Linked DNA regions of Homo sapiens: all the other regions are linked to region 2. A link is a loop called in an ENCODE intact Hi-C map of the cell type or tissue named here. Cell type or tissue: natural killer cell. All regions are shown on one strand. Each heading gives the region's core, and the rest is flanking DNA. Links, peaks and the distances in the headings are about the cores only. Region 1 overlaps DNAH11 (dynein axonemal heavy chain 11). Region 2 has its middle 170 kb from the start of SP4. Region 3 has its middle 16 kb from the start of SP4.

The links. A loop is a pair of places that touch in the nucleus more often than their neighbours do. Peaks named below come from ENCODE experiments on the same cell type or tissue, not always from the same donor. Only the 100,000 strongest peaks of a DNase experiment are listed, where the experiment ranks them.
Region 1: a loop joins it to region 2, with 2.8 times the contacts of the local background. A loop is called at or near these places in 41 of 110 quality-filtered maps.
Region 3: it touches region 2 in a loop (2.2-fold over the local background); 22 of 110 quality-filtered maps call a loop at or near these places.

Annotation. Positions count from the first base shown.
Region 1 is chr7:21,763,853-21,771,852 of GRCh38, reverse strand. It overlaps DNAH11 (dynein axonemal heavy chain 11), which reads right to left. Exons shown (of 82, transcript NM_001277115.2): 55 at 6,264-6,425. Among named protein-coding and RNA genes, the nearest start is that of CDCA7L, 180 kb to the left of the region's middle. RefSeq lists enhancers at 1-35, 1-101, 6,136-6,651. In natural killer cell, for the core only: no CTCF peak of the experiment used is centred there; a DNase peak (open chromatin) is centred at 4,352.
Region 2 is chr7:21,250,706-21,261,410 of GRCh38, reverse strand. No RefSeq gene overlaps it. Among named protein-coding and RNA genes, the nearest start is that of SP4, 170 kb to the left of the region's middle. RefSeq lists an enhancer at 1-95. In natural killer cell, for the core only: CTCF peaks have their summits at 4,925 (motif pointing left) and 7,164 (motif pointing right); DNase peaks (open chromatin) are centred at 4,940 and 7,150; H3K27me3 peaks cover 3,697 bases.
Region 3 is chr7:21,406,898-21,417,602 of GRCh38, reverse strand. No RefSeq gene overlaps it. Among named protein-coding and RNA genes, the nearest start is that of SP4, 16 kb to the left of the region's middle. In natural killer cell, for the core only: no CTCF peak of the experiment used is centred there; a DNase peak (open chromatin) is centred at 4,892; H3K27ac peaks cover 2,274 bases.

The sequences.
Region 1 (8,000 bases), core at 1-8,000, 510 kb before region 2:
TGTGGGGGGCGTTGGGGGAGAATTGAGAGGAGTTGCTGCTGGTGCTGCCGCAGCGAGGGCTACGCAATGCTGTATTTTTCACTTTGAGAGACGTGAGGGGAGAATATCATTCCTGCTAGATTTGGCCTCTTAATAAAAACCAGTTGATAACCACTTATAGTCATTTAGCAGCTAATCATGATGATGGCAAAAATAAAAATAAGCAGAGTGCCAGTATCGAATGGTTATAAACTCAAGGTTTCCCCACTAAGATGCTCTGGAAAACGATGCTGTCTCCAACGCATAATCAAATGCAAAGATGAAACTGCTTTCCCTCACATTAAGAAAACGTGTTTAATTTCTACTCTCTCAGTTGGCTCACTGTCAACACAAAAACATAAACAGATCTCTGCTATTTGGTGTGACAGTTCTCGGGCAGGAGTAGTCTCTGCCACACCAAGTACTCCAGCCACCTGGCACTTCAAGCAAGTGCCCAGTATATTCCTCTTGAAAATGACAAACAGCAGAGTTGAATATAAACCAATACCCAGAGGTCAGCACTAAATCAGTTTAGGATTTTATACCTTCCCAAGACCAGCAAAGATGACTACATTGGTCTGTAATACTAAATTTGGGCTTTCAAGAGCACTGTATTCAAGGGAGGGAGGGAGGAAGGGCAAAAGAGAAAGGGGCAGGTGAAAGAATCTATTTTCTCTCTTTTTGAAGTGTAACTTGGGACAATTTTGTCACATTAAATGCCATATACCTACAGTAAGTCTTGAACATTTTTCTCAGAAATTATTTCTGTGTTAAATTTTAAATATGTCAAACTGATGTGCTACACAATCTATTTGATCTTTTTGCTCCTTTTAGGGCTGGTAGAAGAATATATTAATAAGATATTTGTGGTTGCATGGTGGCTTATTAAAGAAAGAAAACTTACAATGCATAAAATGGGCAGTGTTGCATTTTAACACTTGTCCTAAGCTCTTCATAGTGCTGTTTTGCTCTGAGAAGAAGATTCCGGAGGGAGCCAGGGACAAAGGGTTTGAATCCTAGGACCTGGGCTAGATTTCCAGTTCTGAAAAATCTGGTAAGATACTGCATACCCTCCTGTACTTCTTCCTGCCCACAAAATTGCTCCTTTAAAAATTCTGTTTCCTTTCTTCTTTTACTGCTTTCCCAATAGTCAAACATTCATGCAATAGTCAAAAGAAGGATTTAAGACTATGGGCTCTGGTGTCAAACTGCAGATGTACCCCTTACCAGCGGCATTATTTACTCTTGGGCCTCCATCCCAGGGGAAACTACTGGTCCCTCCTCATGAGGCTGGTGATGAGAGGTGGTAAGCAGTGCAAATTCACAGCAGGAACTGGTTGAGCATCCCTAATCTGAAAATTGAAAATCTGAAATGCTCCAAAAGCCAAAACTTTCTGAGTGTGAATTTAACACCACAGGTGGAAAATTCCACATATGACCTCATGTAATGGGTCACAGTCAAAACTTTGTTTCACGCACAAAATTCTTCAAAATCTTATATAAAATTACCTTTGCACTATGTGCATAAGGAGTATATAAAACAAAAATGAATTTTGTGTTTAGATTTGGGTCCCATCCCCATGATATCTCATTATGTAAATGCAAATATTCCAAAATCAAAAAAAAATCTGAAACCCAAAATATTTCTGGTACCAAGTATTTTGGGTAAGGGATACTGAACCTCTATCAGTTCTGCTACTGTGGTAGCAGTAGCACCAACAGCAGTTGCAGTAAGATTACTGCCATTACACAGGGCAGCAACAAGTGTTAAATGTAGCACCAAGCACAGTTTTCTAAATTGTATGCTGTTTTTTTGTTTTGAGTTGTCTGGTGAGTGCATTATTTTGTTATTTGCTTATGCTTTTTGTATCTTGCCTTTAATTCTGGAGCTCAACTACTGGTCAGAGGCAAGACAAAGTCCAGCAGAAGCCAACAATTTCCTAGATGAGCTTGCAGTCATTGAAAAAGGTACCTTCAATGGTTCTCTGCCAGAAAGTTGAAACAAAGAAGCAACTGAAGACTCAGGAGGAGTGGAGGAAAAATGAAATCCAGGCCGGATGCAGTGGCTCATGCCTGTAATCCAGCACTTTGGGAGGCAGAGGCAGGCAGATAACCCGAGGTCAAGAGTTTGAGACCAGCCTGGGCAACATGGTGAAACCCTGTCTCTACTAAAAGTACAAAAATTAGCAGGGCGTGGTGGTGTGCACCTGTGGTCCCAGCTACTCAGGAGGCTGAGGCAGGAGAATCACTTGAACCCGAGAGGCGGAAGTTGCAGTGAGCCGAGATCATGCCACTGCACTCCAGCCTGGGTGACAGAGTGAGACTCCCTCTCAAAAAAAGAAAAAAAAAACCAAAGAATAAAAAAGCAATCCAGCTACCTCTTTTATAGCAAGAGGACAGAACAGGAGATGGTGTGAATGGTGTGGCTGCTTCTGGTAAGGTCAGCACCTAGAGAAAAGCCACAAAACTACAAACTTATAGGGATAGCTCCATTTAAGTCAATTACACCTTCAACTGAATATTCATGTCCAGATTCCTGGGCAGCTACAAAGTCTGGACCCTACTTATGAGGTCGAGGCTTGAAGAATGGGGAAGGATGTTTACAACTACTTGTGTCTTTCCTCAGCCATCTGAAGATATGCTTAAGCCAGTATAAGACTTAAGCAGAATCAAGATAAATGTGGTTGCATTTATATTTGTCTTAATATTTTTAAATGGCTTCAATATTCCTTAGAAAGAGGATTATTTTCCTCAAATTCACACAATTTCTACTGCATAAGGTTATCTTTCTACTTTTTATTCATATTGAATAATCCTAATTTATATTTCTTTTTTAAAATTATTATACTTTAAGTTTTAGGGTACATGTGCACAATGTGCAGGTTAGTTACATATGTATACCCTAATTTATATTTCAAATAAAGAACTGTGCTTAAAGTCATTAATATGATAGAAACTCTGCTAAGATAGCTATCACTGACAAAATGTTGTCTTATACCCTTTGTGTTTGGCATGCCATTTTAAAAATGAATTTACAGACCATTGGGGAAACAAGTCTTTAAATATAGCAGTAAAATAACTTTCCTCTTAGAGTGGACTTTCTCGCCATCAGTTGTGGAAAACAGTAGTAAAATATGTCCTTCACAAGCTACCAAACTGCAACAATTGAAGAGGTGGTTGCATGGGGAATAACTGCTTTTCCCTGAAAAAGCTGATGATACGGAGTTTGTGTCATTACTTTTAAGTGGCACCACATAAGGACAGAGGATTTTAACTCATCGGTTGGTCAACATGCCCCCAAAGATGACCTCTTTCACCTTGCTCAGATCTACTCTACACCATCCAACAAACATCTCACTCCTTCACCAGACAGCTCACTGTTTCATTTCCATTCAGTAACTTCTCCTTTCATCTGGCTCTGCTTTCAAAGATGTCTATGATTCATTTTACCTTGAAAAGCAAAAACATCACTTGTTTTTCAACACCGCAGCTTCTCTTGATTTTTCGTTGTAGAAACCGTGTACTAATCACTAAGCTCTTCACACAGTTCTCTCTCCAACGAGCTTCTCACAGCCTTTCCAACACTGTTCCCAGGTTTACCCAGATGGCTTTTCCTTCTCTCCCTCCTTACACACCTCCTCCCATCTCCATTTCAAAATCTCCTTGGAGAGGTAGTGTGCGTTGACACAAAGTCTTCAGATAAATACTTAAGTGTCAAACTGTTTTGGTCATTATTTGTCAGCTGTCATTTAGTTCAATATTAGGCAACAGAAAAATAGCACAAACATTAATTTAGATGCAGTCAACCCGTACCCCTGGGTGCTGAGTGTGTACTGATGGAAAATTACACGCCAACACACACAAAACTGCTTGCCTTTAACGACTCCTTTCTCTGTGGCCAAAGGGGGTCACCTTGTGTAAGCACCTTACACTCAGCAAATGACGTCAATAATTAAGAAGTGCCTAAATTATGCTGATAACTTTCAGTCTTAAAAAAGGAAATTAAAACTAAGAAAGTGATCAAATTAGTGCTCATTCAAAAAACTTAAAAGCTGTTTTTGACCTCTACAGAAAAGACACCACAGGTTTTTAGAAGACCATGGACACATTGTACTCTGAATTATAATTATTGCTCCTGCGCAACAAATTAGGAAGGTGGGAAAGTTAAATAAGCAGCTTGCACTGAAATGAAATCATCTGACTCATTTGTTTTGAGGCACAATTCAGTTCAAGAGAAATGGGAAAGTGTTTTTAAAATTCCTATTTGGCACTCAGCATCCTATAGGAGGCGTTATGACACCATCAGATCCAGCTTAGCACCTGACAGGAGCCCTCTGGACTTAACACGATGCAAGTCCTGCCTCATCCAGCAGATGTCAACGGTCAACGGCATATCAAACTCCTTTAGCTGTTTTCAAAGTGGCACCCACCTGGACAGGAAAAAGCCTGCACAGAGTAGCAAAGGGAAGAAACTGTAAAAAGCACTGTGCCACATGCCAACTTAAACCATGCTACTAGCTCTAATTTCCTACCATTTGACAAAGTAACATGCAGAAACAAAGTGCTCTGGCCCCTTTCTCTTCCTTACCAAACCAGCCTGATGAAACACAAATTTGCTATCAGAAGATACATACTGACTCTCTCCCTTTAATAAAGCAGCATTTTGAACCCTTCTTGTAACTATCACAAGATAAAATGATGCCCTAGAAAATTCCAGAAATGCAGCAGACCTGGCAATCACATACGAAATTTGTGTTAATATTTATGACAATTATTTGTCACATTTAATGATTTTCCAGATGTTAGAGTACAAAATGTTTCTGGCAGACTTTAGAAGAGATCATTTCTTATTTTCATTTATTTGTGGAAACGTTTTAAGTGCAAGTGTAGAGGAGAGAAGGACAGGGGAGGTATATGAATATCCTAAGGCCTCTACCATATATATATCTTCCAAGTTAGATGTTGCTTGACGGCTCTTCCCTAGCAATCCACCACCAAATAATTAGATTAATAAACATTTCAGGAAAAGACTAAAGGAGAAGAGGTCTCCCTCCACAAAATTCTGTAGGTGTTGGTGAATACTTGCATGTGTACTTACCTCTATAGCTGCTTTTTTTTTTTTTGTAGAAGCAAAGGAAAATGATATTATGAACAATAAAGCTAGCTGCATACAAACAATTAAATATGTAAATATGACCAGATTTTTAACCATATGGCCGCTGAATGATACAATATACAACAAAATGTAAAAGGATTGCTTTGGAAAGGTGGCAGTTATGCCTTTTGGGTAACGGTGGGGCTACAATGGGTTGTACCTGTTCATGATAATCTTTCAACTAGAAACAGACATCATTCCTCACATATCTCCAGTTCTGTGTTTGCCTCTGAGAGTCACTTTCAGTGTCTGACCTATTCTAGGAACCTTTCACCTTATCACTCAATGGAATGAGAAGACAAAGCTCCCTGGGAAATGTCCACAATCACTTTTCCAAGCTATGTAATCAGAAAGGCACTAGACATGAATAAAACTTCATCTCCAGGAAATCTAAATCATAACCTCATATCTACATCCTTTTTCCCTCTGAATCTGAATGCTTGAAGCTTTTGTTGTTTTGTTTTGTACAACCATTTTAAAATGCCATGGGATTTTAAATTTGATTTTAAATTTTAAATTTGTCATCATGAAGAAATGACAAATATAACCCATAAAACATAAATCTGTAAAACAGTAAGTAGATATATTATTTGACTTAGTGGTTATGGGATACAGGGGCTGATTTTTCAACTATTGCTACTATGAGAATAACCACAATTCATTGCCTTACTTGGTTAAGAAGCAAGCAGTGCGTGGCTACGGTGACTACATTTCTGTTTGGGCTTTTAGTTTGGACTTAAAGGATTTATAATCAGCAAGCCCCATTATGATTCAAGGAAGTAATGATCCTGGGCTTCCAGTGAGTCAGTGCATGAGTGAGAACATACTCAAGTGCTGTGTGCGTGCCCGTGTTCACGCACGTGTGCACATCCTCCTCAGTATGTATGGTGGAAAAAAGGTCAGCCATCATATTCCTTAGAATGTAAACTAACAGATAAGTTTAGCATCTTAAACAAATCAGGATAGCTTTCTGATAGGAGATGTACTGTGGAAAGCACTTACCTACTGAGGATTTTCAGAGTGTGTGTGTGTGTGTGTGTGTGTGTGTGTGTGTGTGTGTGTGTGTGTGACGCAGGCTGACACGGCATACCTCAATTCCCTTGGTTTCCTCAATGAACCTCCTGCTGACGGAGACCAGAGCCTCCTGCGGCCACGCATGAAACCAGTCAATAGCCGTGCAGTTAACTATGGCTGGGAACTTCCGAGCTCTAACTCTCAGCGTGCGACCAACTGGAGAGAAACACAAAATGATCTGTGGAGACATGGGGGCAAGGCAGAAACAGGCGGGTGATGAATGAGCAGAGAATTACATTGCAATCTTAGACAATGAGAGAAAGGAGTGCAGCCAACTGTGACATTAAACTACCCTAAAGCCCTAGAGAGTGGACAGCAACATTAACCTCCTTGCTAATCAAAGTGGAAACCTGTCCAAAGAGGCTGCTCCACTGGACACAGAAACACTGCTGTGTACTTTCCTTAAAACTTGTCTCTCTTTGCTTAAACATTTTTGGTTATCATTAATAGGGGAAAATTTTATTCATTTACATTACACAAGTAACATTATAATAAAAATAAAAATTAAGAAGAAATCACCATGATACAATAATACCAATGTTTTCATCTTCTGTTTCTTCCATTTTGTAATTCATCAGGTTCCATAAAGCTGCATAATACACTTTAAAAACAATGTCTTATCATCTTTAATGTTTGTGTTTCCATTTAAAATGAAATACATCTACTTGAGCTTCCGCTTCAGATTTTTAAAGGAATTAAAAATTCTGTTTATACCATCACACTGGTCTTTAAGAAAAAAAATCAGTTTAAACATTCTCCTGCTGAGAATTTTTTAAGTTTCTGCTGTAAATCTAAAGTTTTGTGTAGCTATGTAATGACCTAAAAGTTAATTTAAATCTAAATATACTTCCGTACTTTTTTTAGGGACACAAGGGATTCTGTCGGAGTCCTGAGGGTGGCTGTGACATCTGGCTATGACAGTAGGTCACAGAAACTCAGTGAGAGGAGCACCTGGTCAGCTCCTGTGTGCTTCAGAGGGTTCATCAGAGACACCCTGTGTAAAGTGCTAAAACAAAGGAGGTGTTCAGTGAGCATCCTTTCCTTCTCTGCTTTTATTCTCAAGTCCCTGCGTACGTGAGGACACTGGGAAGAGAACTGTCAATCAGGGAGTAAGGTCTAAGAGGGAGAATCTTGGTTTCCTCTTCTCTAGAAATGGCTCAGACCTGATGATATCAAGCTTTGTGGCTGCCTCTAAGTCTCTAACACTTTGAGATCAGGCAATTGATGAAATCATTTTTCAAAGGATGTGATTTTTTTTACCTATAGCATTTAAAAAATCCATGTCATAAAAAATTCCAGCATACGTGCACCCATATCTCATTTAACAAGTGTTTTATTGTTTATTTTATATGCCATGTGTATTCAACAATTCAAGCTATATAAATATTAAGATCAAAATGTTTTCTTTTATTGTGTCAAAAAACATGAGATCTACCCTCTTACATTTTTAAGTGTACGATACAGGATTGTTAACTGTAAGTCCAGCGCTGTGCAGCAGATCTCTAGAACTTTTTCACCTTGCATTACTGAAACTCTACACCCATTGAATGGAAACTCTCTATTTCCCCTCCCTCCAGCTCCTGGTAACCACCATTCTACTTTCTGTTTCTAGGAGTTTGACTACTCTCAATACTGCGCATAAGCAGAATCACATAGTAATTGTCCTTCTGTGACTGGCTTATTTCACTTAGCATGATGTCCTCGAGGTTCATCCATGTTGACATATGACAGGATTTTGTTTTATAGATGAAAA
Region 2 (10,705 bases), core at 1,691-9,690:
CATTTTTCTTTCCCTCCGAGCCAGTTAGACCAACGATGTTACCTAATTGGTTAGTAATTAGATGCAGTTCTTGACTGTGACATTTGGGGTCTTTTGAACATTTTCTATTTAAGTCCAGTGGTTGCAATATCGGGAAAAAAAAAAAAAAAACAGAATGTGGCCAATCATATTACCTCAGGGTTTGTTTTTTTTTTTTAGCCCTAAATGTCAGTAGCTAGATTGATACATATCACTTTCTGAAGTACAGGCTGTAAAACTAGGAGTTATAAATGTCAGTTTTGATGTGTGTTTTAGTGGCTTCAAACATCCCCAGTGGAGGAAACAAGCAGGCTGTTACTATGGAAGTTCCTTGTATTACACAGGGACCTACCAGGACTGGCAGTAATTGGTAACACTTGGAAAATCTATGGGGAAAGCAGTTCCCAGATCACTGAAAAAATCCTGGGCTTAAAATCAGAAGATCTGGGTCTGAGGATCAGCTATTTCATTCTGTGTGTTACGCTACTTTATGAGCATCTTTGAGAGCTTGGGGAAATCTCTTTACCTACACCTCAGCTGCCTCATCTGTTAAATACCAGGCAAAAGGCGTTCTCATGAAAAGTGCATGAGATGATGTGGAAACTCAGAACTACCTAGACTCAACGGAATTAACTTCACTCCTAAGGTTGGGTCCATGGATCATGTACCTGACCAGGAATGATAGCAGATGTAGATGCTACAGACAGACCTCTTGGCTAAATCACGACTAGACAATCCCAAAGGGTAAATATCAAACAGGGGCCATTTTTCATTTTTGGTGTTGGTTCAGGGATCTCTCTCAAAAATAAATGGTGGCCAGACATAATGGCTGACGCCTGTAATCTCAGCATTTTGGGAGGCCAAGGTGGGAGGATTGCTTGAGCCTAGGAGTTTGAGACCAGCTTGGGCAACATAGAGAAACCTCATCTCCATGTCAAAAAAAAAAAAAAAAAAATTAGGTAGGCATGATGGCATACACCTGTAGTCTCAGCTATCTGGGAGGCTGAGGTAGGAGCATCACCTGAGCCCAGGGAGGTTGAGGCTGCAGTGAGCCATGATCTTGCCACTGCACTCCAGCCTGGGGGACAGAGTAAGACCTTGTATCAAAATAAAATAAAATAAAAGGAAAGGAAACTGTCCATCACATAAGTGGCTTACACATCGGTATATGTGGCCATGCCTCAGCCCATGTGCTCTAGTGATTTCTGCCACTCTGGGCAATAAGGGCAAATTTGCATCCACGCCTTTGGTCTTTGAGGGGGAATGGCTCACAGTCTTCCTGGTTTGGGAACCTGCAGATAATAAGGAGGCCTGCCCACCGCAGAAGCATTTGCACAGTGTGAATGCCTGGAAGCATGGTGCTAATGTTTTAGCCAATTCCTCTGGCTCTTCCTCACCATCCCATGCTTGGAGTCTCATCAGTCAGCTCTCATCTCAAATTCTGACATTCACTAAGTTGGGCCAACTAAGAGGGGTGCTTAAATTTGGAGCAGAAATCATTTTGAGGAATAAATTTGGAATTAGCATCTTGGTACTGGCTCCAATTAAACAGTCCCTGAGCACAAGTGATGGAGCATGAGTCCAGAGTATGTTTTTCAAATCTTCATAATTTAGTATTTATAGGTATTCCTAGACATTTTGTAGGAAAAAGAAGACTGACCAGCAAGGGATTATAGTTTGCTTTGCCCTCTGTTAGACTTCCTTCTCTCAGGGCTTTATTTTATTGGGTTGCAAAAAATCTGTCCCAATAAATATTTGTTTGATCTTTTAAATTTGCTTTCCAAAAATTTCCATTCAAATATAGCCAAGAAAAAGATTCATTTAGGGTTTTCTTCATATGTGTGTATCAAGATAAAGATAATATAACCTGGAATCCTCAAAGTTCTTAGACACAGAAGTCTAGCATTAAAATTTGAGTTTGTCTTTTTTTTTTTTTTTTTTTTTTTGAGACTGATTCTCGCTCTGTTGCCCAGGCTGGAGTGCAGTGGCACAATCTCAGCTCACTGCAGCCTCTGCTTCCCTGGTTCAAGCGATTCTTCTGCCTCAGCCTCCCAAGTAGCTAGGATTATAGGCCCCCACCACCACACCCAGCTAATTGTTGTATTTTTGGTAGAGACAGGGTTTCACCATGTTGGCTAGGCTGGTCTTAAACTCCTGACCTCAAGTGATCCACCCACCTTGGCCTCCCAAAGGAGTTTGTCTTTTATAGCAATGTAGGATCTGCTATTTTCTCTCCCTTTGACCTTGAGGTCCTCATTCAAGCAAGGGGGCATTTCTCTCTGACATTTATTAAGAATTTACTATTTGCCAGGTACATGCGTATCTATGCTATTTGAGACTACCAAATAGCTCTGTGAGGTAGATATTTTATCCTCATTTTACTGATAAGAAAAATGTGGCTTGGGTGGACTAAGTCATGCCTAAGGTCACTTGGTTGATACATAGCACAGTTTAGGTTTGGATTCTGGGCATGTCACTCCTGAGTTAGTTGCTGTGTCTCAGTGGCAGTGATAAGATAGGTTCAGGAGTCCTGAAAAGTGGATCTGGGTAAATTTTAGGAAAACATGGAGAGGGAGAAGGGAGTTCTAAAAAGATAATGGGATCAGCAAAGTTGAGATAGTTTGAGGTATATTTACATGTGAGAGGACACAAGCAACTAGTTTGGATACCGGAGTTGTTCTTTCTGGAAATTGCTCTTTCCAGAAACATGGAACTACGCACCAATGAAGAAGGTTGGTAAGTCCATACAGCAGAATCTAACATAGCCCTTAAAAAGCCAAGAGATTAACATGTGGGGTCTGTGTGTTGGCCACTAGTTAATCTCTTTTCTCTTCTAAAAAAATGGGGGAAATAATAGTACCTACTTCATAGGGATGTTGTGGAAATTAATGGAACAACTCATGCAAAATGCATAGAAAGGTGCCTAGCACATGGTAAGCACTCAGTAGATGTGAGCTGTTATTATCTACACATACTGACATGAAAAGATGTCCATGATATCTTTTATATCCATGTGAATAGAGGAGGCTGTGAAACAGCAGAAAGAGTGTGATTCCACTTTTGTAAGTATGTATATGTGTATAGGAAATATCTGGAAGCATACATATCTTAATGTTAGCAGTGTTAATCTCTGTGTTTATAAGATCATTCTTTTCTTTTTTAACTTTTATTTTAGGTTTGGGGGTACATGTGAAGGTTTTTTACATAGGTAAAGTCGTGTCATGGGGGTTTGCTATACAGGTTATTTCATCACTCAGGTATTAAGTGCAGTACCCAATAGTTATCTTTTCTGCTCCTCTCCTTCCTCCCCCTTTCCATTCTCAAGTAGACCCAACAACAGAGTCTTGAGTAGACTCAACAATAGTGTCTGTTGTTTCCTTCTTTGTGTTCATGAGTTCTCATCATTGAACTCCCACTTATATGTGAGAATATCTGGTATTTGATTTTCTGTTCCTGCACTAGTTTGCCAAGGATAATAGCCTCCAGCTCCATCCATGTTCCCACAAAAGACACGATCTTGTTCTTTTTTGTGGCTGCATAGTATTTCATGATGTATATGTACCACACTTTCTTTATCCAGTCTGTCCTTGGTGGGCATCTAGATTTATTCTATGTCTTTGCTAAGATCATTATTTTCTTATAAGCGTGAATAATTTTTATAATTAGGGAAACTTGGGTTCCAAAACCAATAAAACAAAAATAAATAAACAACACAAGGAAAAAAAATCTTTAGCTTCTTTGTTTCTTAATTCCAAGGCAAGTGAGAGAAGAGGAAAATGACAAGGTATAAGTCTCATTTCTGTTACCTTGACCAAGTTATTTAACATGGGTCTTATACCTCACAAGATTATTATAAGAAATCTAGCAAGTGAGTATCTGAAAGCACCTCAGCTCTCATAAATATTTCTGTTCACTCATGGCCTCTTTTGCAGACTTTAGGAGAAGGATTTTGTTTTCAGGGCTCAGAAATTTGACAACCAGAATTTTGCCAATAATAATAGTAATAACAACAATGACAAAACATTGTCCAAACCTCAATGACTCTTATTTATATTTATTTATTTATTTTTTAGATGGAGTCTTGCTCTGTCACCCAGGCAGGAGTGCAGTGGCATGATCTTGGCTCACTGCAAGCTCCACTTCCCGGGTTCATGCCATTTTCCTCCCTCAGCTTCCCGAGTAGCTGGGACTACAGGTGCCCGCCACCACGCCCGGCTATTTTTTTTTTTTTTTTTGTATCTTTAGTAGAGATGGACTCTTCTTTATTTTAAATAAAATAATACATGCAAGGATTTCAGTGTTCTTTTAATCCTCTTCTAAGTGGATGTTATTATCTCTGACTATTAAGGTGACTGGAGGCAACTTAGTGCCCAACACCCCTAGAGTTTACACAAGGAAACAAACCATGTATTCTCCAATCACCATTCATATGTTCCAGAATCTCTTCTGTGTCATTTGTATAATAATATTATTAAGCTCCATTAAAACCCACAGTAGACTCATTTTGGAATTAGTAGGAATATACAGACAGGTGAGCAAGAAAACAAAATCTCTCTTCTCTCTTTCTCTCTTAGCAGGAGCTTGTCCCAAAGTCTCCACTGATTAGAAAAAAAATTAATGCACCAAAACATCTCAAATCAAAATAAATCTTACTTTATAACCAAACATAAATATCACAATGAAAAGGTTGAGTGTGAGGGAGTACAGAAGGGCAATTGTTAGAATTGTTAGTCCTTTGGTGATTTTTTATCAAAATGGTTTGAAGCCTCAGGCTTCTCAATCTCAAGTCATAACTTCACTTTGTTCACCTCCTAGATGCAAGAAGTTATGTGATTTAAATAGATATTTTATTTAAAACTTAGCCATCATAATAAATTTATCTATTTCCAACACGTTAGACTAAAAGCTGACTGCCCTCTGGTGGGCTGTTTCTAAAATATTTAGCACCTCTTTAACTGGATTGTATCGTAAAATATTACACAGTGCCATGAGATTATTTTATAATTCAATTCATTTAAATAACAAAATTATCTAGGGAAGGGGAAAACTTTAAAAGGTTAAATATACTTTACGTTATATATACTTTATTAATGTATAAGCAAATTATACTTTGAGTTTAATTTCTAACTAAAAATTAGTTTTCCCTTTAAACAGAATTTATTTTAATTTCCAATTTCAATTAAAATGGTGGAAAAGAAAATGTTTGAGACTTCATTGCATTTTTGAAATAAAACAAAATGAAAAATTTTGAAATGAGAATATTTTGATAATTTTGTTATTTTTCAGTTGTTTATAGCAATGGGAAAAGTGTTTATCATACTTAAGTTTTGTTCCCTGTCATTGTTTAAATGTAATCTTACTGTTTGAAAAAAGCAATAGAAGTGAGATCATTATATTCCTGATCAGAAAGAAAAACAAAATGATTATACTGTTTAAGGAAAGAAAAAGCTTGAAAAATATCAGATCAAAGTGTAAGGGCTAAGCCGAGAATAAGTAGGAAAGCATATTTAGGGAGTATTGGTAAAATACTTCGGAATCCTAAAAATCCCCAGTGCAGTATCATTCCTGTCATACAACAGGATCTCATTCTCTTCTGTTTGCAATTCCTCTCTAACGCAGAGGTTTCAGTGAGCTGAAATCTCAAGCACACCAACGAACTGAAGTTCTTAGTTTTCATGTTGCTATTTGGACTGTGTATATTAACAAACTCGAGCCATCACTGGCTCCATTTTGTCAGACTGTTACCACTAATCGAGAATTCCAGCTCACATTTTAAATGATTTCCTTAGCACATATCTCATTCTTATGCCAACAAACCTTGTGAATAGTATGTGAATTCACACTTAAAAAAGTGATTTCATATAAATAAAGATTGGGTATGAAGAAGTCAAGAATTGGCAAACTACTTAAAAAAAAATCTCAGAGCCTCTGTAAGGAAAATGAAAATGAGTACCAAACAATTTATCTGGTTAATTTCATCAGTACCAGCAACAAATCTGAAAACTCCATTTAACATCCTCTTTCCTTTTCTTCTAGGTAACAGTTTCTTGGAAATGGCATAAAGATTTTTTTTGTCTTAATTCCATTTAACACTTGCAAATAAACCTTGAAAGAAAACTCTTCCTTCATAACAATAAAATTGAAGATTGCAATCAAGTCATTACAATAGGTTAATTCTGTGGCTGCAAATACTCAAATTTAAGTGAAGAAGCAGGTAGAGGAGTATTTAAATCCGTGCAGATCCCAAAATGCAACCTCTCAGGCAGAAACATTTTCAACTTGCAACAGCAACCAGAGTTTATTTCTCCAAAATAGTCAAGAAAGTCACACTTTAAAAAATGTTAACTGCAAGTATTTGTGCAAGCTAACATTTTTTCATGTTGCTTTTAAACTAATTAACATATGAAATGGCCTTAAAATGTAAAGATATCACTTCTGTGAGATTTGATTTTTTCCATTTCAAAAGAAAGCAAATAGAAACATGGAAGTGAAGAAGTGAGTGCTTAGTGAATTACTGCTTTAAAATTGTGATACAATTTACTGTTTTATGAAGGCTCACTGGAACTTAGTTTGAAAGCAGTAACAGCAAACCAGGCTATCAATTTTTCCTCACCCTGCAGAGACAACGCTGAAGCTAAAGGCTTTTCTCAGCGGTTTTGCTTTCTGTTGATTTCCCTCCTTAAACCTGAAGGAATTAGAAATCTCTGTTCAGCGGAATTCTTACAGTTTTTCATTTTTAACATTAGTTAAGTGTATAGAGCCTGAGCATGTAGCATCATTGTTCATGCTAAATGTTCTATTCGGTTGCAGAAAAATTTGAAACGAAATATTTGCTTGTGTAGGTTGAATCTATACTGCACAGAGTAAAAAAGGAGTCGTCTTACGTAGCATTTCCAGGTATGTAGAAACTGAATAACTAGCGTGTTTATGTGTGTATCTATCTAAATACATAATTCCAACAATTGTGTCTGAATTTGCAATCATCTGTACTCTCTCAATATTCATTAAATCAATATTTTTATAATTTAAAATGTGATTTTTACATCACAAATGTGTATCGGCTAACGGGCAGCTCTGCGACTTCTAGTAGGAAAGCTTCTCTCTGTATCCTCCGCTGCGCATTACTTTTTCCATCAACAGAGGGCACTCTGTCGTTTGCCAAGGAACTCTGCTACGTTAGGGGGCTGAGGGCTGGGAATGCAGCATCTGACAGAGGAGGTTTGCAGGCTTTGCTCCAATAACGGGCAGAAGCTCTGCCAACTGGTCAGTGTATAATTTATTGGAAATGCTACTGATCACTGAGACAACATACCTGAATGAAAGAGAACCCCATGATTTACAAAAGTCGGATGCAAGTGACTTTTAAGTCAGTGGTGTGTTATAATTTGAGTATCACCCAAACGGTTAGTGTTGGAAATCACCATATGCATACAATCCGAATGCATGCTCAAATACAAGCTCACCTTGTAGAGAGAGTGACAGCTTTGTTTATGTTGCCTGCCCTAGCCCTGAGTGCAGGAGTGTCTTTACCATGCTTCCTTCAGTACAACTTAAAAATATTATAGCTGTTTTATATTTGATCCAAGAAAAATGAAATAATTCCTCATATAGTAATCTATCTGGGTTGTAATTGACACGTTAGAAAGGTTCTAGGAAGCTTTTCCTCCACCACAGGTTATAGAGAAGATTTCAGGTACCAGTGCTATTAATTTTTCACCAGTCAAAGGCACTAAATTTAAACTGAAAACTTGAAAGAATGAAAAAAGATGCACTTCAAGAGAATTAGATTTTCTTGGGGTATTTGTCCAAGATCTACATTTACCGATATGTAATTTATTAGATGCTTCAACACAACGAAGTAATCATAACCAGGTAGTACGAGGACTGCATTTACGCTCTGTGGAAGGAAAGTTTTCCGAATGTCTTAAAGCCGTTGTAAAAGCAACAGTGAGAAATCCTAATAGACACCAGAATCAACATATTTGACAGAAGTGTGTGCATTATCATGGCCCATTATTTTAAATGAGAGTGTTCTATCTCAAGAACTGGAATGATACCACAAATAATAGAATAAATGGGAATGTACAAGTGAAACAGCATGACAGCAACTGCTCAGACTCAGAAGAAAAGAGCATTCTCAGACACAGAGGTGTTCTAAAAATCCTCTTATGAGAAAATGTGCTCCATTATCACAGAAGGAAAGAACTGCAAGTTTTTCTTATGTTGAATGTATGTTTGTGTAATGTTAAGGATGACGAAGCAAATATTTAACAGCTAGGATACTGCATTACGGCTAACAGTCATTCCTTTATCATTTACCCGACTAGAAGATAAGTGCCGTTTTCCTTCTTTTGCAAATATATTTGCCAGCAGCTGTTTCAACATTTATAAAGACCATTTCCACTGATTGCCAAATAACCATAAATTCATTTACGCATATTTTTGAGTTGAAGGCATAAAAATAATTACATGTCTGATTAAATCCACTTCTGCCTTCATGTCTTACTAAATCTACAATAGATATGAATTGTTACACCGTATTACATCTAAGTGCATAAATAATACAATGCAGATGTAGAGTCCAGCTTTCCTACAGCAGAATGTGCAGCAATAATTTACACAAATACAGTTGGGATGTATTATTTAAAATAATTGATTTTAGAAATTGTTATGGAATCTCCGACACATAAAAGTAGGACTTCAACTTGAAAGCTGAAGAAAATGTTCTTGTTCATTATGGCTTCACTGTCCTGAAATACATACTAAATAATTATTTTAATAAGCTTGTCAGTAGACAAGAATAACTGAACTGAAAATTCCATGTCTTAAAACGCAAACTATGGAAAAATCATATATATACTTCCAAGTTGGGTGAATTCCTGAGGTATATTAGTTGCTCCTTCCACAACTTCTCTGCCTGCCAACCTCCCTTCATCACTCCATCCACCCCCACCCACCTCCTCTGCCACTTCTAACCAAGGTAATTTAAATGATTATAGTATTTGGAGAAAGGCTTTAAGGGACTGTTGAAAGTTAAGAATCACAACGTGTAGAAACAACAGTTTGATTCCACTCTTAACTCCCTGAAATAGAGATGGAATTTTGCTTTCTTTTGATCGAAACTCAGCTTATAATAACTTTAATCACATAATATTTAACCATATTTGTTATACCACAACACTTGGTAACACTTCATTTTGAGTGTTCCAGCATTATTAATTCATGTGGTATTCATTGTAATAACACAGATCATAATGAACTCATTTGGTATTCATGGGGATGTCATAAGTACTTCCATAGGAATTCTATTGCATTTTAGCATTAATTAAACATACTCCCTAACTTTCTTAGAAAAACAGAAATATACTGTATTTCCTAAGTACTATGTCTTTCAGTGGCACATAAACTGGGCTGATTATTAAATTCTACATTAAATTATCTGTATACATCTTTATGAACATATTATCTTATATGTGAAATAGCTAACAAAGATCAGTGTCTAGATTTTTGTGGATTATGATATATATTCTTAATAATCAGCATTTCATGAATGCAGAGAGAAGTGATATTTACAATGATGTTTCTCATACAATGAAGAAAAGACCCTATGTTGATTTCCAGATTAACATTTCTTTAATTTCTTAAAGAAAGATGTATATCTTTAAGAACAAGTAAGCAACCAACACTCAGAAAATGCAAGCTATCTAACCAGAGAGAGCTTTGCATGATGGCATTTTCCCTGATCGCTGCTGCCCATGCCTCTGTGGACTTTGTTCCTCTATGTTTGTCATCGTGGAGTGCAACTTGTGTGATGTCATTGACACAGCCAGGAAAAAATACCAGTCCCTATTAGCATCCAGAGCTGGCAAAACAAAGTGACTTCTCAAAGAATAGTACAAAACCATTTTAAAGCAGATCTCCTGAAATTTACTAAGCTTCAATCACATCAAGGTTTCTGAAGTTATGACACAGGCTTTAAATGTGTTCATAAAAGTAGCTGATTCTATTCTCTTTTCTGCCAGCAGAGATCACATTTCTCAGCCCTATCTTACTCTCTCCTTATGTTAAAGAAAAATAAGACCAGATTTTTGCGTATAGAAGATCCTGTGAGGAGTTTCAGCTTCCAGCACCAGGAGGCCCCTATGTTAATGTGAGGGGTTGTTTTTGTTGTTGTATATGTGTTTGATTTTTATTTATCTTTTTGTTTTGGCTTGTCACTTGTCTGGGAACTAAAATCAGGCAGCAGCATTAGGAAGTAAACCCTTGTAGGGAACTATATTTTCCCCCTACTACTTGACTCTGCAGTTTTCATGGGGGTGCCGGGAGGCAGGGCAGGGGTGGGGGCGCATGTGGGGTGGGCTGGGGAACTGTTTATCTCTTAAAGCACCTAAATGTGTCTTAAAGTAGAAATGTCTAAATACTAGTTAAACCTCGCATTATCTCTTCACTATTTCTCATTTGTGATGTGAACAGAAAACCACAGTTTAAAGAATAACGTCTTTACCAGGGAAACGTTCAACGATGTGGTACAATTGCAAGAGTCCTAACACTTTGAGAGTTATAATTTAAAAAATATTTTAACTAACACTAGCATTGCATGATCCCAAAGCAGAAAATGAGAAGGACAAGTGTGCAGTTAATGTTTATTTTTCCAGTACATTGAAAGATAATTCAGATGTTTTCTATG
Region 3 (10,705 bases), core at 1,446-9,445, 160 kb before region 2:
AATTATCCTGTTCAATGAGCTCTGCCCACAAATATTTTTTTCCAAAGGTGGTAAGTGGTTTGAGAAAATTTGGGTTAAAGTATGATTATGAAAGGGGTTAATGTCTGTCATGCATCATAGACACAGTGGTGTTTTGTGCGAGGACACTTGTAGGTGTGCTGTCTTCTCAGATAATGTGTCTGGAATATGCCAAGAAGCCTTCTTGTTAAGTCCTGCCAAATCTTTGGCCAACTCCTGACAGATCATGTGAATGTGAACAACATAACCAAAAGAAAAGTAGGAAGTGTTTCTCAGGACTGTGAAGGCTGGGGTGGAAACAAAATCAGGGTACCATGTAATTGGGCAAGTTGCAACACGGAGTCAAATATAATATCAGTAATACATTTCCATAGTGATGAATGCAAAGTCTTCAACAAATTAGTATAGCAGTAGGGTTGCTTTGTTCTCTGTTAGTCAAGCCAAATCCAGAATGTTTTTTAAGAAGGACAGCAACAACTGGAAGAAAAGATGGGCCAGGATGGCAAGAGACGAGAATGGTTTTAAGGATGGTGGATGATTTTGGAAAGGGTACTGTAACAGTCTTCAAATATTTCAGGCCTATTCATGAAGAGGGATTAGGTTTACTTTAGGTACAGTAGATCCTCAAATAACGCTGTTTCATTCAACATCGTTTTATTGTAACACTGATGAGAAAAAGAAATGAATTCCCAGCAAGGCCACTCTGTGTGGAGTCTGCACGTGCTCCCCATGACTGTATGGGTTTTCTGCAGTCCTCTGGTTTTCCTCCCACATCCCAAAATTGTGCCCGTTAGGTGAATCGTCATATCTACATGGTCTTGGTGTGAGTGAGTGAGTGTGTGTGTGTGTGAGTGCACTCTGCCACAGGAAGGCATCCTGTCCAAGGTTAGTTCCCACCTTGGCTCTGAGCTTTGGGGATAAGCTCCAACCACCTTTGACCCTGAACTAAAATAAGCAGGTAAACATTACATTGTTTTATTAATCTTTCTTAAATGTATATGTAGCTCACATTTATTTCAATGTTTAATACTAGAAGTGTCTGGTCTTGCTCTGACCCCAGGCTGGAGTGCAGTGGCACGATCATGGCATTGTAGGCTGGAACTCCAGGGTTTAGGTGATCCTCCAGCCCCAGCCTCCCAAAGTGCTGGGATGACAGGTGTGAGCCACCATGCCTCGCCTGTTTGGGGTCTTTATTTAAGTTTGGCAATGTTTTTGTGACCAGAAATATGCCATGGAAACTTAACACTTGTTTATATGAATTAGCCTATGGTAAAATTGGTTTGTTGTTTCTCTTAAAGTCACAGTTTCCAAGAACCTATTGATGATGTTAAGTAAGGACTTACTGTAGTTTCAGAGGACTGAACTAAGATCAATAAATGGATGTTGGCAGGAGGTAGATTTTGGCACAATATAAAAAGAACTTCTGGGTTGGAGAAATGTTGGTAAAAGGATAAATAATTTAAATGCATAAATCCTAAAGAATGAGAATGATCTGAAATGAAACAAACTCCCTTGAGGCGGTGAACTCGTCTGAATCAGAGGCATTCAAGCACAGCCTCAACTATGACTTACTGGGAATGTTGTAAAAGAGGATTTATGCATCTGACAGCATCCAGACCCAAATTCTGTGGAGACCAAAGTTTTTAAGGTTGGGGGGCACTTTTTCCAAACAAAGGATACAAAATTATGAATAAAAATAGATACAGAGGCTTAGAAGGCACTTTTGCGAGTGAATGGTCCTTGAAACTTAAGCTTCAATAGCTTTGCAGTAAATTCATATCAAGGAAGTCAGTGGATATCAAACAACTGTGAGATTTAAATTGTTTCTAAATAATGAATAATTCTTCTTTTTTTTTTCTTTTTTTTTTTGGAGACGGAGTCTTGCTCTGTTGCCCAGGCTAGAGTGTGATGGCGTGATCTCGGCTCACTGCAACCTCCACCTCCTGGGTTCAAGCCATTCTCCTGCCTCAGCCTCCCAAGTAGCTGGGATTACAGGCACCCGCCACCATGCCTGGCTAATTTTTTTTGTATTTTTAGTAGAGACGGGGTTTCACTATGTTGGCCAGGCTGGTCTCGAACCCCTAACCTCGTGATCTGCCCATTTCGGCCTCCCAAAGTGCTGGGATTACAGGTATGAATAATTCTTCTTAATTTTAAAATAATTATCCTGTTATCTCTGAGACAGGTAGTGAAAAGAGAAAGGAAATGAAGTAAGACACACCTAGCTTCCTATCCTGCCTCAGCCAGGTAACCTGGGGCAAACTATGTGATCTCTTTGAGCCTCAATTCCTTTATCTGTAACATTGAAGTGATGATGTCTATCTTGAAATATTTGAGGGGAAAAATTAAATAAAAGTGTGTATGTAAAGCGCTGATATATAGAAGTTGTGCAATTCATGATAGCTAAACTGAAAGACTAATAAGATTTGGGTAGTCATAAGGATAAGATTTTTAAAGATGTCATTTGGAGTTCTCGTGTCATCAGGAAGATGACAAATAATCTTATTTCACATCCTCGAATTTAAGGCGTAAGACAAGAGTTCATAAAATGTCACCAAGCTGTGATAATCATATTAGGCTTCCTTCAGCCAATTCTAGCTTGTGAATGGAATGGAAAAAAATCACTCACATAACTGGTTGGCCAAGATAAGAACCTTTGTACTCTTTGTTCCTTCTTCTTTCTTTCAAAGTTCGGGATCAGAATCAAGGACTAGGGCATTTCTTGTCACTCTGTATCCAAGACGCAAGTGGCCAGGTTTAAGTGTACACAGATGGGCCACATTATCAAGGAGGTAGTAGGTTGGCAGGAAACTATTATATCATGCAGCTCTAGGACACCATTCATCTAGAAGACTGTACTCAAATTGAACTCCTCAGTCCAGCAGAGATGGGGTCACTTGGGAGCTTGTTAGAAATGCAGAATCTCAGCCCCACCCATGTGTTTTAACAAAATTTCCAGGTGATTCGACACACAGCAAAGTTTGAGAAGTGCTAAACTAAACAACAATGTCCATGGCTCCCCCCCGCCCACAAACTTCTGCAGTGCTCTGCAGTTCTGAGGATCCCTCCCTTGGGTTCTTGGAATGCATTTTCTTTTTTTTTTTTTTTTTTTTTGAGACTCTGTCGCCAGGCTGGAGTGCAGTTGCGCGATCTCGGCTCACTGCAACCTCCGCCTCCCGGGTTCAAGCGATTCTCCTGCCTCAGCTTCGTGAGTAGCTGGGACTACATACACGCGCCACCACGCCCAGCTAATTTTTTTTACTTCAGTAGAGATGGGGTTTCGCCATGTTGGCTAGGATGGTCTTGATCTCCTGACCTCATGATCCGCCCACCTCGGCCTCCCCAAGTGCTGGGATTACAGGCATGAGCCACCGCGCCCAGCCTGAATGCATTTTCTTTTATAAGGTCAGAAAGGTAAGAAGGAGTGAGGGGCTGGCCTTCTTTTCCTAAGAGAAGGCCCAATCTGCCTGATTCTTATTGAGCTTTCATTCTATGGGTTCTCTTCCTTTCATGCAACTCATGAGACAAGGTAGTTCAAACTTGAGGGCAAGTTATACTTTGCAGAAGGTCCAGGCATCTCTCTGGCTACCACATTCCCTTCTAAGAGGTGGAAGAGGAACGATGGGGCCAAGGGTTGGCTCCTACTCCAGAGAGAGGCCCAGATTCTCTAAACCAATTCTCTTTATTTTTCTCTCTCTTCCCTCCTCTTCATCATCATCCTTTTTCTTTTCCTCTCTCTATCAGCTGGACAAAATAAGCCAGGGAGCAAATTCATTGGGAATGACTCCTGCCCTAGGAAGACCTAGATGACAGGCTCAACCAGTGTTGGAGCTCACTCACTCTCTTATCTTTTTCAAGCTAATCAGTATGTTCCAGATCCACCTTTCCTAACCTTGGCTGTGGCCTTGAGGAAAAGGGGAAAGAGGAAGAGAAACCTATTAGGCATGTATTATTTTTAAACCTCCAGACTAAACAAAATGAATCCTCTATTTGTCATAGCACAGCTTCTCAGGATGCACTGACATTTGGGAAGGCTCATTTAGTACAAAAAGACATGCCTTTGCTGCCAGTGACTATGTGTATGTTAATTACAAATACTTAGCACTTACTGTGTTATATATAAGCACTTTACATGTATTGACTGATTTAATCCCCCATTAGCTCTAAAAGTTAGGTGTTATAGTTGTTCTTATTTCACAGATGTGAAAATAGAGGCACTCAGAGTTTTAATAATTTGCAAGATTACCCAGAAAATAAATGGTAGGGAGTGGGGATTTGAACCCAAGTGCCTGGTGCCAGAAACCTTGCTCTTAACCTGCCTCTGACACTTGTCTCCAAGGAACCCTGCAAAGAGAGTTGTTTGGTTGGCATGTTCCTGCTCCTCCAGCCAGTTACCATCCTAATCGCATTACCATTCCCTACAGAGCTCCTTTGTCAAAGCACAGCCACAGATTTTAAATCATGAAGGATGTGTCTGACTTTGGTGAATGCGGCTGTTTGTTTAGTAGACCAACCAGATTTACAGATGAGAAAAGGAAGCATATCATAGGCTCAGAAAGACTTCCCACAGCACCAATAGTTTTTTTTTTTAACAACAACAACAACAACAACAACAACAACAAGAAAACCCTCAACAACGAAAAAACATAAAAAAGAAAAGAAATATGAAGGCCGCATAAGATAATTAGGGTAATTCAACCAAAGAGAGACAAAGAGTTACTCTTTTCCTAAAGCGAATTTTCTAAGGGTAAGATTTTCAAAACTGAACCAGTTAAATGTATTTCCTGTTCTCACCCACAGCTCCTTGCTTTGGGTAAGCAAGTATGCTGTTTACAAAGTACTTTCACAGATGTTTACTCTCTGATCTTCACAGCACCCCAAAGAGGTTGAGTATCTTGCCTAAAATAACACAAACTAAGTGGCAGAGTTTAGACTGCAGCCTGGTGTTCTGAGGTAGAGAGGCAGCTTCACTGCCTGCTCTCTGTTCTTTAGTGATAAAAGAAGAGTGGAAAGACATGTGAATCTCATACTTTAAATTTGGAAATTTCCAGTCACACAGAAATAACAGCTAGCAAGTTATCAAGGGCTTCACCATTCACCAGATGCTGACCTAAGAATGTCACATGGTGTAATTTGTTTAACCCCCAAAATAGATCAGTGAAAAGCCTGTTATAATCCACATCTTGCAGATGAAGAAACTGAGGTATGGAAAAGTTAAATGACTTGCCCAGGCTCATCCTTCTAGCAAATGGCAGAGCTAAGACTCCAACCAGGACACCTGTTTCCAGAGCTGTTCGCTTATTACCAAGCTCTCCCATCTCTGCTGAAAAATTAAGATCAAATTGACAAGAGAACTGAACAGCATTAGTCCTCAGAAACATCTGTGATGGAAAAGGGAGAGTACACAACATGTTTGTAGTGGGAAGAAATATTATTACAATACTCGCATGTTAAATAATCATTTGAAAGTAAACAGGATTATCAGTTAGGTGTCAGCATGGAATATTAATGATTAATAAAGTGTATCAGCTTATATAATCTGTATATCTTCCTGTGTAAGGAGCTGTGTGGAGTGATGGGGGCTCCAAAGACAAGCAAAAGGTGCTCCTGGCTTCAAGAAGCCCACAGGGAAGCTGGAGAGATGACAAACCATCATCACAGGAGAAGTTATACAACCCAGAAACCATAAATAAAAGTTCAATTGAAGCCATAATTGAAGAGATGTCACAAGGCAGTAGGTGATTAATTGCAAAATGAATTCTCCAGTCAATAACTGTAATGGGAGTTTAAGGCAAGGAGCAATCCCTCCAGGCTGGGGCTGTGAGGGAAAACTTTGTCAGGGAGCTTGAGCTTGAATTGGATCTTGAAGGATGCCCAAAATGTGAATAGCTGTAGGGTGGGAGGGGAAGGGAATTCCAGACAGAACAGTGTAGGTGAGCCGAGGTGTAGAAGCAGGAAAATACGGGGAAAGCACATTTGAGGTGGGAAAAAAAAAACAGGAGGCCTGGCTGGACCTGACATAACTCCAGGGCCAACCCCTCAACCCTTGGAGCTGCTGCTGTGGAAAACACTTCATAAGGCACCCTGGTACTATCCAATCTCGAACCATCCACCTGCTGTCTGCCTGCCTTCCTACTTCTAGGCCAGGGAGCCCTTGGTAACACATGCAACCACAAGATGGGCAAATCCTTCCAAAAATCTTGTGTTCTTCCCACACTCATGTCTGTTTCTGTTTCTCATGTGAATTCCTTGAGAAGTACAATCTATCCAGGCAGCCTGTTAGGAATATATCTTTTGGAAAGCCAGAAAATTTTACCATACTTCCCATCCCTGTCTTTATTCTTGGAGACTTTCTTAAAAGCAAGTTCCTCCTGTTACAGTAGGTAGCTAGTCAGACATGAGCAGGGCAGGACAGAGCACACCCTCCTGCCTCCACCAAGAGGCAGGCTCCACCAAGATGTCTGGTTGGACAGCCATCAGGTGATGGTCAAGCAGTTGTTAAACTGTTTCTCTAAAATAATAATTGGTCACAGCTGGCACCAAGGAAAGGCAGTCTCCCATTATCTAGAAACACCTGAAACTGGTGATTAGCAGCTTCCCGATAAGATCTCAGGAGGTGGGTGAGTGGACTCAACCATGCCCACAAAGAGGCAAAATGGCAGAGTTTAACTGTTATATCACCTTCCTCTAGGAGCACTGCACTGGTAAGGAACGAACGCCTCGAGTGAGCATGCGTGCAACCTCAGTAAACGTACTGTGCATGCGGCCCCTCCCAGGTGCTGGCTGACCACTATGCATGTGGACAGCCCACCCCAAGGGAACGATCAGGGGAGGAGGATGCCGTCGTATAAACCCCAAGTCAAAGGTCAAACCATGCACTTGATCTCTCAAGTCACCTGCTTGGTCCTCTTGCAAGTGTACTTTACTTCCCTTTGTTCCTGCTCTAAACCTTTTAATAAATTTTTGCTTCTGCTCTAAAACTTGCCTGGGTCTCTCACTTTGCTTTATGCCCCTGGATTGAATTCTTCTTTCTTCTGAGAAGGCTGCAGACCTGTGTGGATTAGCCGCTGCTAACATCCACTCTGCCTGTGTGTCCCATCTGCTCCAGGCTTCAACCATCAGCAACCTATGCCCACAGGTCCACCTACACCTCCCAGAGTGCCCACTGGAAGGCCCCTGCATGGTGACAACACCCTGACATGCTCACATTCTTCCCTCCCTATGGCTTCCCTCAATGGAAACATTTCTCTGAGTTATCTCACATACAGCACGTAGGGTCAGAGTCCTGCTCACAGCCATTGTCATGGCCTTCATTCAAAAAAATAGTCTTTATGCCTGCTATGGATATAGCAATAAGCAGAATGATCAAAATCCTGCTGTCTGGTAGCTTACATCCTTTGGGAGTGGTTAACCGGGGAAAAAAAGTAAATGTATGTAAAGTTCAGTGGTGATGAATGCAATGGAGAAAATTTAAACAGGGATGTAGAGTAGGGACTACCTGTGGAGGTGGTACAGGAGGAAACTAGGAAGGGGACAGCTAAGCAGAGATCTGAAGGAGATGAGGGAGCCACTAGGGGAAGAGCTTTCCAGACATGAGGGAAAGCAAGTGCAAAGGGCTTGAGATGGTCACAAGTTTTGTCAGGTTTGGGGATGGCAAGGGAGCCAGTCTGGCTGGAGCAGGATAGGCAAGTTGTAAAGTGGCAAGAGCTAAAGTCAGAAAACAGGGCAGGCTAGTCAGGGAAGGCCATGGTGAAGATACTAGGGGTACTCAGTGGGAGGTGGGAAGTCATGGGACGGTTTGAGTAGAGGAGTGCGGTATCATAGGATATCTATTTTGTCTTTGTCCCCAGTTCCTGTCACAGAGCTCCTAAAGCCCTTGGAATTTTCTGAGTGACAGGAATGTCTGTTTTCAAAATGAACCCCTTTCTATAAGACCTGAGCTTATGCTAATGAAGTGGCTTAAGGTGAAGCCTCTCTTTTTTTTTTTTTTTTTTTTTTTTTTGAGACGGAGTCTCGCTCTGTCGCCCAGGCCGGACTGCGGACTGCAGTGGCGCAATCTCGGCTCACTGCAAGCTCCGAAGGTGAAGCCTCTCTTAGATAACCTCAGAATGGGGCCAGTCACCAGAAAGACCAAATAGTTAGAAGATTAGAGGGTTAGAACTTTCAGCCCCACCTACTAACATCCGGGATAAAGGGAGCAGAGTGCTGGAGATTAAGCTCTCTGAAAACTCCAACTAGAATTGATAAGCTTCTGGATGCTTAGTATGTGGAGGTGATGGGAGGGTGGCATGCCCAATGAGGGCGCGGAAGCTCCACTCTGCCCTCCACACATACCTTGCCTTATCCATCTCTTCATCTAGCTGTTCATCTGTATCCTGGATAATGTCCTTAATGATCAACCAGCAAATGTAAGTAAATGTTTCCCTGAGTTCTGTGAACCCTCGTAGCAAATTAATTGAATTCAAGGAGGAGGCCATGGGAACCCCAGTTTGTAGCCAAGTCTGTCAGAAGTAGAGGTGATGGCCTTTTGCTTGTGACTGGTGTCTAAAGTAGGGTGCAAGTCTTGTGGGACTGAGCCCTCAACCTGTGGGACCTGACACTGTCTCCAGGTAAATAGTGTCAAATTGAATTGGATTATAGGACACGCAATTAGTGTCTTTTGGAGAATTGCTTGGTGAGTGGAAAACAAAAACAAAAAACCTAAACATCTGGTCACAGAAGTGTTCTGTGTTGAGTGTGAGAGAGAAAAATAGAGAAAAAAATTTTTTCCTTTATAAGGAGTAACATGGTCAGAAATATATACAAAAAAAAGTTTCACCCAACTGCTAGATGATAGATGCAGGCAAATAGGTTCAGAATGATTCTTCTTCCATTATTTTATAAAAATTCTGCATCTGTAAGTAAGGTCATGCCATTCAGTTGTAGCACACTCTCCACGTGAGCGTCACCTTCATACCTCTACTTCCTCATTGTCAGTCACTGAAGACCTCAGCCTTCATGAGAAGGTTTCCTCTTCTCAAGACTTGCCATCAAACAGAATTTTGTTCATACTCGGGTCCTCCATTCAACTGATTGTCTTCTTAGCTCATTGACTTTATTCCAAATATCTTCACATCTTTTTCCCAATTAGCCATTCAGTCTCATTGCTAGGTCAAAACTCTACCTTCACCTGGAATTTGATCTACTTTTGAAATCATTAAGTAAACATTCCATTTTCAAATTCCAATTGCCTGCCTTTGCAGTTTTCTTGCTTATTTACTCCTAATTCAGGTATTCCCCAACTTCATGGAAAACACCAGCTCATTTCCTGTTCAATCTAACTCAATCCTTCCTACTCAATCCTTCTACAGTCATTATGGCTATTTCAAACATTCTTCACACTTCGCAAACCCTTCATCCTACTTGCCTCCTCAGTGACTTTTAAAATGAAATGCATCAAACTCCTGTCACCCTGTTTACCACGCTCATCCCTCCTTCTTTCTTCAAATCCCACAGAACGAAGCTAATGCCTTCATCTTGCTCAGTTTCTCAGCCTCTCCCACCTTAGGCACTTGCTCCACAGATATCCCTGCTCTCAGGGCTCTGGCTTCTTGCCTTCAGCACTTAGTCATGCTCACATCTTTCTTACTTTGGAAACACACACACAAATAACCCCAAGCACTTTACCAAACCACACCCCTTTTTTCTTCTTGCCTTATCTTTTGCTCCTCTTCACAGCCAAACTTATTGGAAAAGTGTTCTATTCCCTTTTGTGTCCTCAGCCTTCCTTCCCATTCGATTTTGCTCTCACTTTATTCCCCAAGATTGCCCTTGATATTCACCAATTTCCCTCTCCAGGCTTCAACACTCTGCACTCACCATTACTGAAGCAGCCCAAAGACAGGCCAAGCTCATGCCTGGTATACTCTTTCCTCCACGGCAGTAGACTAACTTCTGTTCATATTTCTTGTTTCAGGAACTTTCATGGCTTCAGGGAAGCTATTGCTAACACACCATACCCTCCAAATTGCTGGGTAAGATGCCCTATGCGCTGTCATGGCATCTTGTACTTGCTAACATATGCCCATGGCCAACAGACAAAATGGGCCCCCTGTGGCTAAAGGAGCTGCTCAAAGTTAAAACATGAGAATGAGGCACCCGTGACTAGGTGAGGGAGCAGTCACCTACTCTGGGTTCTTGGCTACAATCAAGCCAAATCAGTTCCTCCTGTCAGTGTCAAGATAGACTACAGCTGAAAATTCCCCAAATGACCACCAACAGACCACCTGGTGGCAACCTCCCACTTGGTGAAACCTACCACCTGGAACCAGCCACTTAAGAAAGACTAATTATTTGGGGCTTAAAAGTCATCCAATCAAGATCCTATTCTTCCCTCCCTTTCTCTCCCTCCCTTCCCTTTCCCTCCCTTTCACTCCTTGCTCTGCCTTTATATAATAATCCCTAACTCTTCATCCTGCCCCACCCCACTTTGGACCACATTTTTGTTTGCACTGAAGGCTTGTATCTTTCCAACTGCAGACTGCTTTTAGAAAATAGGGTTCTCAAAAAAAAAAAAAAAAAAAAAAAAAAAAAAAAAAAAAAAAAAAGAAGAAGAAAGAAAATAAAGTTCTTCCTTTTTTCTCCAAGGATCTCATGGTCTTTTCTTAACATGCTTAATCCTTCTTTACATTTATCACATTGTATGGAC